Linked DNA regions of Homo sapiens: region 1 is linked to region 2. A link is an interaction called in ENCODE POLR2A ChIA-PET data of the cell type or tissue named here. Cell type or tissue: GM12878. All regions are shown on one strand.

Region 1 (4,000 bases), 170 kb after region 2:
CCTGGTCCAAATAAGGAAGGCCAGAGGAACCTTTGACAATGCAGAAACCAAGAAAGAGTTTGGACCAGTAGTTATAGATTATGGCAAGGTGAGCCCTGCTGTCTGGTTGAAAGGTGTCACGGGTAGTGTAAAAGCAACATTTCTGTTAGACTGATATTCATTTGAAGGATAAACACGCCAGCAGGAAAGAGCTGATGATGTGTTGTGTGCTATTTCACCCTCAGGTACAATCTAAGGTGAACTTGAAATATGACTCTTGGCATAAGGAGGTTCTTAGCAAATTTGGGCAGATGCTAGGATCAAACATGACGGAATTCCATTCCCAGATCTCAAAGGTGAGGACATAGGATTCTGCCTCTGTAACCGGTCTACTGGTGAACCCCAGCTCTGTGATGAAATACTCCCCTCTCTCTGAACAGTCCCGCCAAGAGTTGGAGCAGCACTCAGTAGACACGGCCAGCACCTCCGATGCAGTGACCTTCATCACCTATGTGCAGTCTTTGAAACGGAAGATCAAGCAGTTTGAGAAGCAAGTTGAGGTGAGCTCTGTGCATATTTAAAAATTTTTGGCTGGGCGTGGTGGCTCACGCCTGTAATCCCAGCACTTTGGGAGGCCGAGGCGGGCGGATCACGAGGTCAGGAGATCGAGACCATCCTGGCTAACACGGTGAAATGCTGTCTCTACTAAAAATACAAAAAATTAGCCGGGTGTGGTGGCGGGTACCTGTGGTCCCAGCTACTCAGGAGGCTGAGGCAGGAGAATGGCATGAACCCGGGAGGCAGAGCTTGCAGTGAGCCGAAATTGTGCCACTGCATTCCAGCCTGGGCAACAGAGTGAGACTCCGTCTCAAAAAAAAAAAAAAAAATTACACTAGATCTCTAGTTTAATTTGGCTTCTATAGTATTTTGCATTCTAAGAGAATGACCTGACTCAACCCTTAAGGCACTCTTTTCTTAGTATGGCCCACAGATCATCTCTGTTACAACAGCCTGATGTGCTTGTTAAAACTTAGTGTAGGCCAGGCACGGTGGCTCATGCCTGTAATCCCAGAACTTTGGGAGGCCAAGGTGGGCAGATCACCTGAAGTCAGGAGTTTGAGACCAGCCTGGCCAACATAGTGAAACCCCATCTCTACAAAAAATATACAAAAAATTACCTGAGTGTGGTGGCATGTGCCTGTAGTCCCAGCTACTCGGGAGGCTGAGGCAGGAGAATCGCTTGAAGCTGGGAGGCGGAGGTTGCAGTGAGCTGAGATTGTGCCACTGCACTCCAGCCTGGGTGACAGAGCAAGACTCTATCTCAAAAAACTAAATAAATAATGAAAAACTCAGTGCAGATACTGGGCATCTAGGTTTTTCTTTTCTTTTCTTTTCTTTTTTTTTTTTGAGATGGAGTCTCGCTCTGTCACCCAGGTTGGGGTACAGTGGTGTGATCTCGGCTCACTGCAGCCTCTGCCTCCTAGGTTCAAGCGATTCTCCTGCCTCAGCCTCCCGAGTAGCTGGAATTACAGGCGCCCACCACCATGCCCGGCTAATTTTTGTATTTTTAGCAGAGACGGGGTTTCTCCTTGTTGGCCAGGGTGGTCTCGAACTCCTGGCCTCAAGTGATCTGCCCGCCTTGACCTCCCAAAGTGCTGGGATTACAGGCATGAGCCACCATGCCCGGCCAAGTATCCTTTTAATAACTTGGAATAAAGGGTGAAGCCCAGCTCCACCTTGCTTTGTATCCTGTCCGGGGCCATCCGGATGCAGTGCAGTGCAACACCCAGACCAGCTGCGGTGGGCTCTCAGAGGATGTTGCCCTCTGGCCACGATGTCTTAGGATGGATGGTTTTAGGAGAAGAGCACATGTGTTGATCTTCTGTGTTTTGTTTTGTTTGAGGCAGCATCTCACCTGTCACCCAGGCTGGAGTGCAGTGGCAGGATCCTAGCTCACTGCAGCCTCAATCTCCCGGGCTCAAACAATCCTCCCACCTCAGTCTCTTGAGTAGCTGGGACTACAGATACATGCCACCATGCCTGGCTAATTTTTTTCTTTTTAAGTAGAGATGAAGTCCTGCCATGTTGCCCAGGCTGGTCTTAAACTCCTGGACTCAAGTAATCCACCTGCCTCAGCCTCCCAAAGTGCTGGGATTACAGGCAAGAACCACTGTGTCTGGCCAGTCTTACGTGTTTTATAACTATAAAGTGCCTTCTCTTTCATGGGGCTCTAATTAATAATTTCTATCATTGTTATAGAAGAAAAAACTTGATTTATTTTTTAACTCTCAAAGCTCTACCGCAATGGCCAGCGCTTACTGGAAAAGCAAAGGTTCCAGTTCCCACCTTCCTGGCTTTATATTGACAACATCGAGGGAGAGTGGGGAGCCTTCAATGACATCATGCGGCGAAAGGACTCTGCCATTCAGCAGCAGGTGGCAAACCTGCAAATGAAGATTGTCCAGGAGGATCGGGCCGTGGAAAGCCGCACCACCGACCTGCTGACTGACTGGGAGAAGACCAAGCCTGTCACGGTGAGTCCCGCCAGGTGGGGACGCAGGAGACTCCTCACCCAGCAGTGTGATTTGGTGACTTTCTTTCAAGCCTAAAAGGCCTTGCTGTGACTGAGCTTTCTAGTATTGAAGACTCTTTTCCTTTTTGTAGTTAAAAAAGCAGATGGAGATAGCAAATGTGAAAATATGAAGCCCAGCTTAGACCTCTTTTTACTCAGAATGGCATTCAGTAGCTGGTTTTAAGGATTAAAGTTTTTCTGTTCTTAGATCATTCTCTTACGTAGATATGCGCAGAAATTAGAGTTTAATTTCCTGTAGACAAAGGCCAAGCTTTCCACTGCTGCTGCTAGTTAATTTAATTTTGGTTGGATGGTCTCTGTTTTTGCCAGTGCTGCCAGTGGATTGTGGGGAGGCAGGTTCTGTTGTCTTCGTCATTGTAGCCATTTAAACCTTCCACCACCCAGAAACTGCCACATCCACTTTTCTTCATGCATTGAAGTATTTATTGAGCACCGACTGTGTTCCAGGCCTTGTTCTAGGTCATTGAGATATAGCAGTGAGTGAAAAGGACAAGAGCCTCCTACCTTCATGGAATCACGCTCCGTGGGAGAGAGAAAAAAAATGAGCAAGAAGAGACAGGAAAGGCAGGTGGTGGTGCTGCTGCGACAGAAGCAGATGAGAGGGCGCTGGCTCAGTGGCTACTGCTGTGCCTGGGAGGGTGGTGTGGAAGGGGGCTGGCAACTCATGCTGATAGCAGAGGTGATGTAGATAACAGTGTGTGTGGTTACTGGAAGTGGAATTCAAAATTTTATTTATTTTATTTTTTGCTCCCTTTGTTATTTTTATTTGTTATTTTCTAAGAGTGCATGAAATTATCTGGAGAGCATATAAATACAAATGCCTGGACCCCTCTCCCCTCTATAAACGCTGATCCGATAACACAAACGCCTGGACCCCTCTCCCCTCTATAGGCGCTGATCCGATAATACAAACGCCTGGACCCCTCTCCCCTCTATAAACGCTGATCCGATAACACAAACGCCTGGACCCCTCTCCCCTCTATAAGAGCTGATCCGATAATACAAACGCCTGGACCCCTCTCCCCTCTATAAACGCTGATCTGATAATACAAACGCCTGGACCCCTCTCCCCTTTATAAATGCTGATCCAATTGGGTTATGGTGGGTCCCAGGCGATTGGTTTGTTTTCTTTTTAATTTTCAAATTTTTATTTATTTAGGGAATATAAGCATAGAAAAGACAAATGGAAAAGATGTGAACATATTTTGAATATTAATCTGTTTTTCTCATTTGGGGATGTAAGTTTCCCACAGTAGGCCTAATGACAATGACAGATTTAGCCTTCCACAAAGATCTGCTGGTTAATTGTCCCATCCTGCCTGTAACCGTTTCCGTGCTGCTGGGCCCCTGCAGGTTCTACTGTGTGCTTAATTTTGATTTGATGGTCTCTGCTTTTGCCAGTGCTGCTGTTACTGCTAGGTTATGAGT
Region 2 (4,000 bases):
TATCCAATTAAATGAACATAAATTATACTGCCTACATAGATTGGAAAAATATCTTTTGGTGGGCCGTGTGTGTATATGCACCCATGTGTTTATGTAAAACCAAACATCAACTTACAAAAACCAGTTCAGTCTTATAGCCTTGTATAGTGTAACATACGGGCTGAGACATTTGCTTATTTGAGCCTTTTCACCCTTTATTTGTAAAAAGGAGGAGAGCCTTTAAGTGAAATGTAAACTAAACTTGGAACCCCTAAAACGATTTTGAACACTACTTGACATTTAAATGTTTATTAAAAATAAAGCAAAGTTTAAGAAGCATGTTTGGTAAAGAGTTCTTTGGCAGGAAATGGGGACCTATCAGCCAAGCTAATAGCCTTAGCTATGGCATCCATAGTAACTAAGACACGCTGCCGATGTAAATATTTATGCCAGCAAGCAGTGCTGCAGAACCCGGGCCGAGCAGTTCAGAGCAGTGAAATTAAAGCATCAGCCGCCAATGTTTGATTTATTTTGTATTATCCGGTATTCCAAGCATTACCATCATTCATCTCTTCTAGGGTTTTTCAAAATAGTTTAGCCCTAAGAACAAGAATCCTAGAAGACCAGTTTACTCGGAGTAATTCGGTACCCTCTCCCCCACAGCATGATAGATACCCAAATGAGAATAGAGAGGCTGTTATTGTTTGTCATTAGCACCCTGGAACCTTTTTCATCTTCAAAGCTCCTCGCAAAAGGGTTCATTAACCGTCGCCCTCTTTCCTGTGAGAGAGTAAACAAGTATGATTAGTCCTACTTTGACAGCGGTGGAAACTGAAGCAGAGAGGTTCTCCAACTTGTCTGAGGTCCAAGAAGGAGCTGGTGACAGAGACCAGATACCGGACCAGCACTTGGGTTTTCTGACTCACGGTTCTGGGCTCACCCCTCTCTGAGCATGCACTGAGCCTGCTCTTGCAGGTTTCTTTATCACAGGGATCTATCTACACGGTACTTTCTGCTCTCAGCTTTTTACAGTGGTGTAGAGTGCAGTGCAGCTGAAACCAGGTTAGTTGATCTTATGGTGTCATCTAGAAAAACAAGAGATGCAGATTCTGGGTCACGAAGGTAAGGTTGTACTTTTAGGGTTTGTGGTTATGGATGAAATTAACTTATCTGAGCCTTACATTGTCTCACTAGGCACAGTGCCCACTTGTTCCGTGGCACAGCCCCAGAGCTCCTGTTGAAGGAACAGACTCCAGGACTGACTTTCCACTTGATTTTCGGAGCTCGCACATCCCGAGAGATTCATGTTCAAGCTGCATTTTAGACATAGCTGGCAAGAGTATTTTCGTGGTAAACGTAAACTTACTATTGGTAAAGATTCTTAATGAGTAATTCTTAGGATTTAGTACAAAATTAGATATATTCTTTTTATTCGTAATGATATAGCATGAAGTTCTTGCGGGGTAGGAGAGAGAGGTATTCATCTGAAAACTGGCTCTGTTTTAGTGTAGACATTTGTCTACGGGGAAACAGTAGGAAAGCATCAAGAAATATTTCTTGATGTGTACAATTGAAGTGATGTTTACAATGTAGTGAAAAAAAAACCTATGCACGCATGTTCCTGATTTTAATAAAGCTCTGCAAAGATTTCCTTCCTCATTCTTTGCTTTTGATTCAGCATATGTGCTGTTGCTAAGTTAAGTGTTGGTAACCCTGTGTCCTTTGTTGGGCCAAACAAGGTTAAAATTAAGACGAAAAAAATTTCTGAGTTCATTTCAAATGGAAGGACAACATGATACCTAACACAGAAGAGAACAAATTTAGTTTTGACTTTCTGCCCTATGTCCACCTAAAGCTGTATTTCACTCACTCACTAATATTTAGAAATCACCCACTTGGTGGTTGGCTCTGTGCTTAGTGCTAAGAACTGGTCGTGTTATAGGTGCTGTGGGTGCGTGTCTGCGCTGGCTTCAGGAGGAGGGAGCAGGCCCTGTGGGGCCCAGCAAGGCCTCCCAGGAGAAGCAGTGTGTTAGCTGAAGTTTAATGAACTAATTGGTGGTCCTGGGATGCAGTTGGGAAGATGGGATGATTCAGCCTGTTGGGGTATGTGTTGGGGGTGGTTGTTGCACTGTGGTGAGAAAATTCCTGGAAAAGGGTGTATGTCAAAAGGGTGTAAGTAGCATCCCTTTATGACTGATGAAAGGAGAGCAGCCGAGAGCAGTTAAGTGGAAGGCAAGACGCAGCAGTGGCTTCTCACGCCATCTTCGTCACTACACAAGGGGAAGTTGGGCTAAGAATAAATTTGTTTTGGTTCCAGGATGAAACTCAAGAGATACAGAAGAAACTGAAAGTGATACTTTTGGCAGAGGGATAGGATAAGAGGGTTTTCAGCGTGTGTGTGTGTGTGTGTGTGTGTGTGTGTGTGTGTGTTGATGAATTTATTACTTATTAAAAAAATGTAAAGAAGGCATAGCATTAAAAGTGGGAGACATATACTGATAATGGAATCCGGGCATTGCTATCTTTCTGTGTCTTAGAAGTTACTGCTATGATTTTAGCCACTTAACTGGCTAGAACAGTTTTGAAAGGCCAAGATCATGGGTTTAAGATTTGAGACTTGGCCAAAAGGTAGCTTTCCTAGTCCTTATCGTAGAGTGCACGCTCCCAGCTTTTGCCCAGCCTATTTGGGGTGCACACGCTCATCGATGAGGGCAACAGAACACAGCATGCAGGCGGAACTGTGCAGGTCAGTCACCACTCCACCTCCTAGCCAGGGTGTCACTCCAATTCCATCATTCAGGTTTCACTGAACTTTCATGTTGGCATTTCATTTAGTTGAATGAACCAGTTTTGTTGTATTTCAGATATTCTCACTGTGTAGTTAGCCTGTTCAGTTTTTGTAGGTGAATGGTAAAGCTGTCAAAACCAGATCTGCTGAAAACCAAAATGTTCAGTGTCATCTTCAGCAGAGGGGATTATCAGAAACTTCTGGGGCAGTAAGGGAAATTTAAGAAGGAAGTTGGGGAAGGTAGGACCTCATGGCTTTGGTTTTTCTGGTGGTCCAAGAGAGGAGGCCTCTAGAGAATTGAGGGGGAACAATAAGTGACAAGCATGAAGAATGAAGAGGGAACTGACCAAGGATCGGTGAGAATAGGAGGTGGCCCAGAGGGCATGGTCAGATGTGGCTATCACAGCTGTCACAGCAAAGTCTTTATGTACTCCGAGAACCAAGCCTTTATCATATATATGTTTTGCAGATATTTTTCTCATACTGTGGGTTGTCTTTTTCACTGTCTTGATGGTATCATTTGCAGCACACGTTTTTAATTTAGAGGAAGACCAGTTTATCTTGATTTGTTTTCTGTCTCCTATGCTTATGGTGTCATAGCTATGAAACCATTGTTGAATCCAGACTTACTCTTACACATTCTTCTAAGAGTTTTTTAATATGAATTCTCTTACATTTGGTCTTTGTTCCATTTCATGTTAGTTTTTATATAGGGTGTGAGGTAAGGGTCCAACTTCCTTTATTTGCATGTGAATATCCAGTTTTCCCAGAACCATTTGTTGAAAAAACAATTATTTCCCTCATTGAATGGATTTGGCACACTTGTTGAAAGTCAATGGACCATAAAAGGGTTTATTTCTGGATTCTCTATTCCATTGGTCTGTATGTCTGTCCTTATGTCTGTACCACACTGTCTTGATTACTGTAGCTCTGTTGTAAGCTTTAAAATCAGGAAGTGTGAACTCTCCTACTTTGTTCTTTTTTTCAAAATTGTTTTGGTATTTTGGGTCCCTTTTGGTATATTGGGTCCATTTTATTCAATGATGTAATGATATGTGTGTTTCCATATGAATTTTAGGATCAGCTTAGCAATGTTCCTTGTCTCTTTCTTCTAATTCTGTAGCCTTTCCTGGGTTAGAATCAGTTAGACTAGGACTAGGACAGTGCTCCCTGGAATCTGCCCAGTAGCTGCTCTGACTGTGAGCAGAGAACCTGTGGGCATCTGGGCACTTA

What was found. ChIA-PET counts read pairs that join two places held together with the same protein. Peaks named below come from ENCODE experiments on the same cell type or tissue, not always from the same donor. Only the 100,000 strongest peaks of a DNase experiment are listed, where the experiment ranks them.
Region 1: POLR2A ChIA-PET joins it to region 2 with 5 read pairs; 2 of 35 experiments call an interaction of 5 or more read pairs at or near these places.

The regions. Positions count from the first base shown.
Region 1 is chr14:101,994,762-101,998,761 of GRCh38, forward strand. DYNC1H1 (dynein cytoplasmic 1 heavy chain 1) reads left to right here. Exons shown (of 78, transcript NM_001376.5): 13 at 1-88; 14 at 225-335; 15 at 420-539; 16 at 2,274-2,513. Among named protein-coding and RNA genes, the nearest start is that of DYNC1H1, 32 kb to the left of the region's middle. In GM12878, no CTCF peak of the experiment used is centred here; no DNase peak of the experiment used is centred here.
Region 2 is chr14:101,822,841-101,826,840 of GRCh38, forward strand. The region is part of intron 3 of PPP2R5C (protein phosphatase 2 regulatory subunit B'gamma); the gene reads left to right. Among named protein-coding and RNA genes, the nearest start is that of PPP2R5C, 63 kb to the left of the region's middle. RefSeq lists enhancers at 2,147-2,296, 2,357-2,406. In GM12878, no CTCF peak of the experiment used is centred here; DNase peaks (open chromatin) are centred at 1,041, 2,251 and 3,041; H3K4me3 peaks cover 3,858 bases; H3K27ac peaks cover 4,000 bases.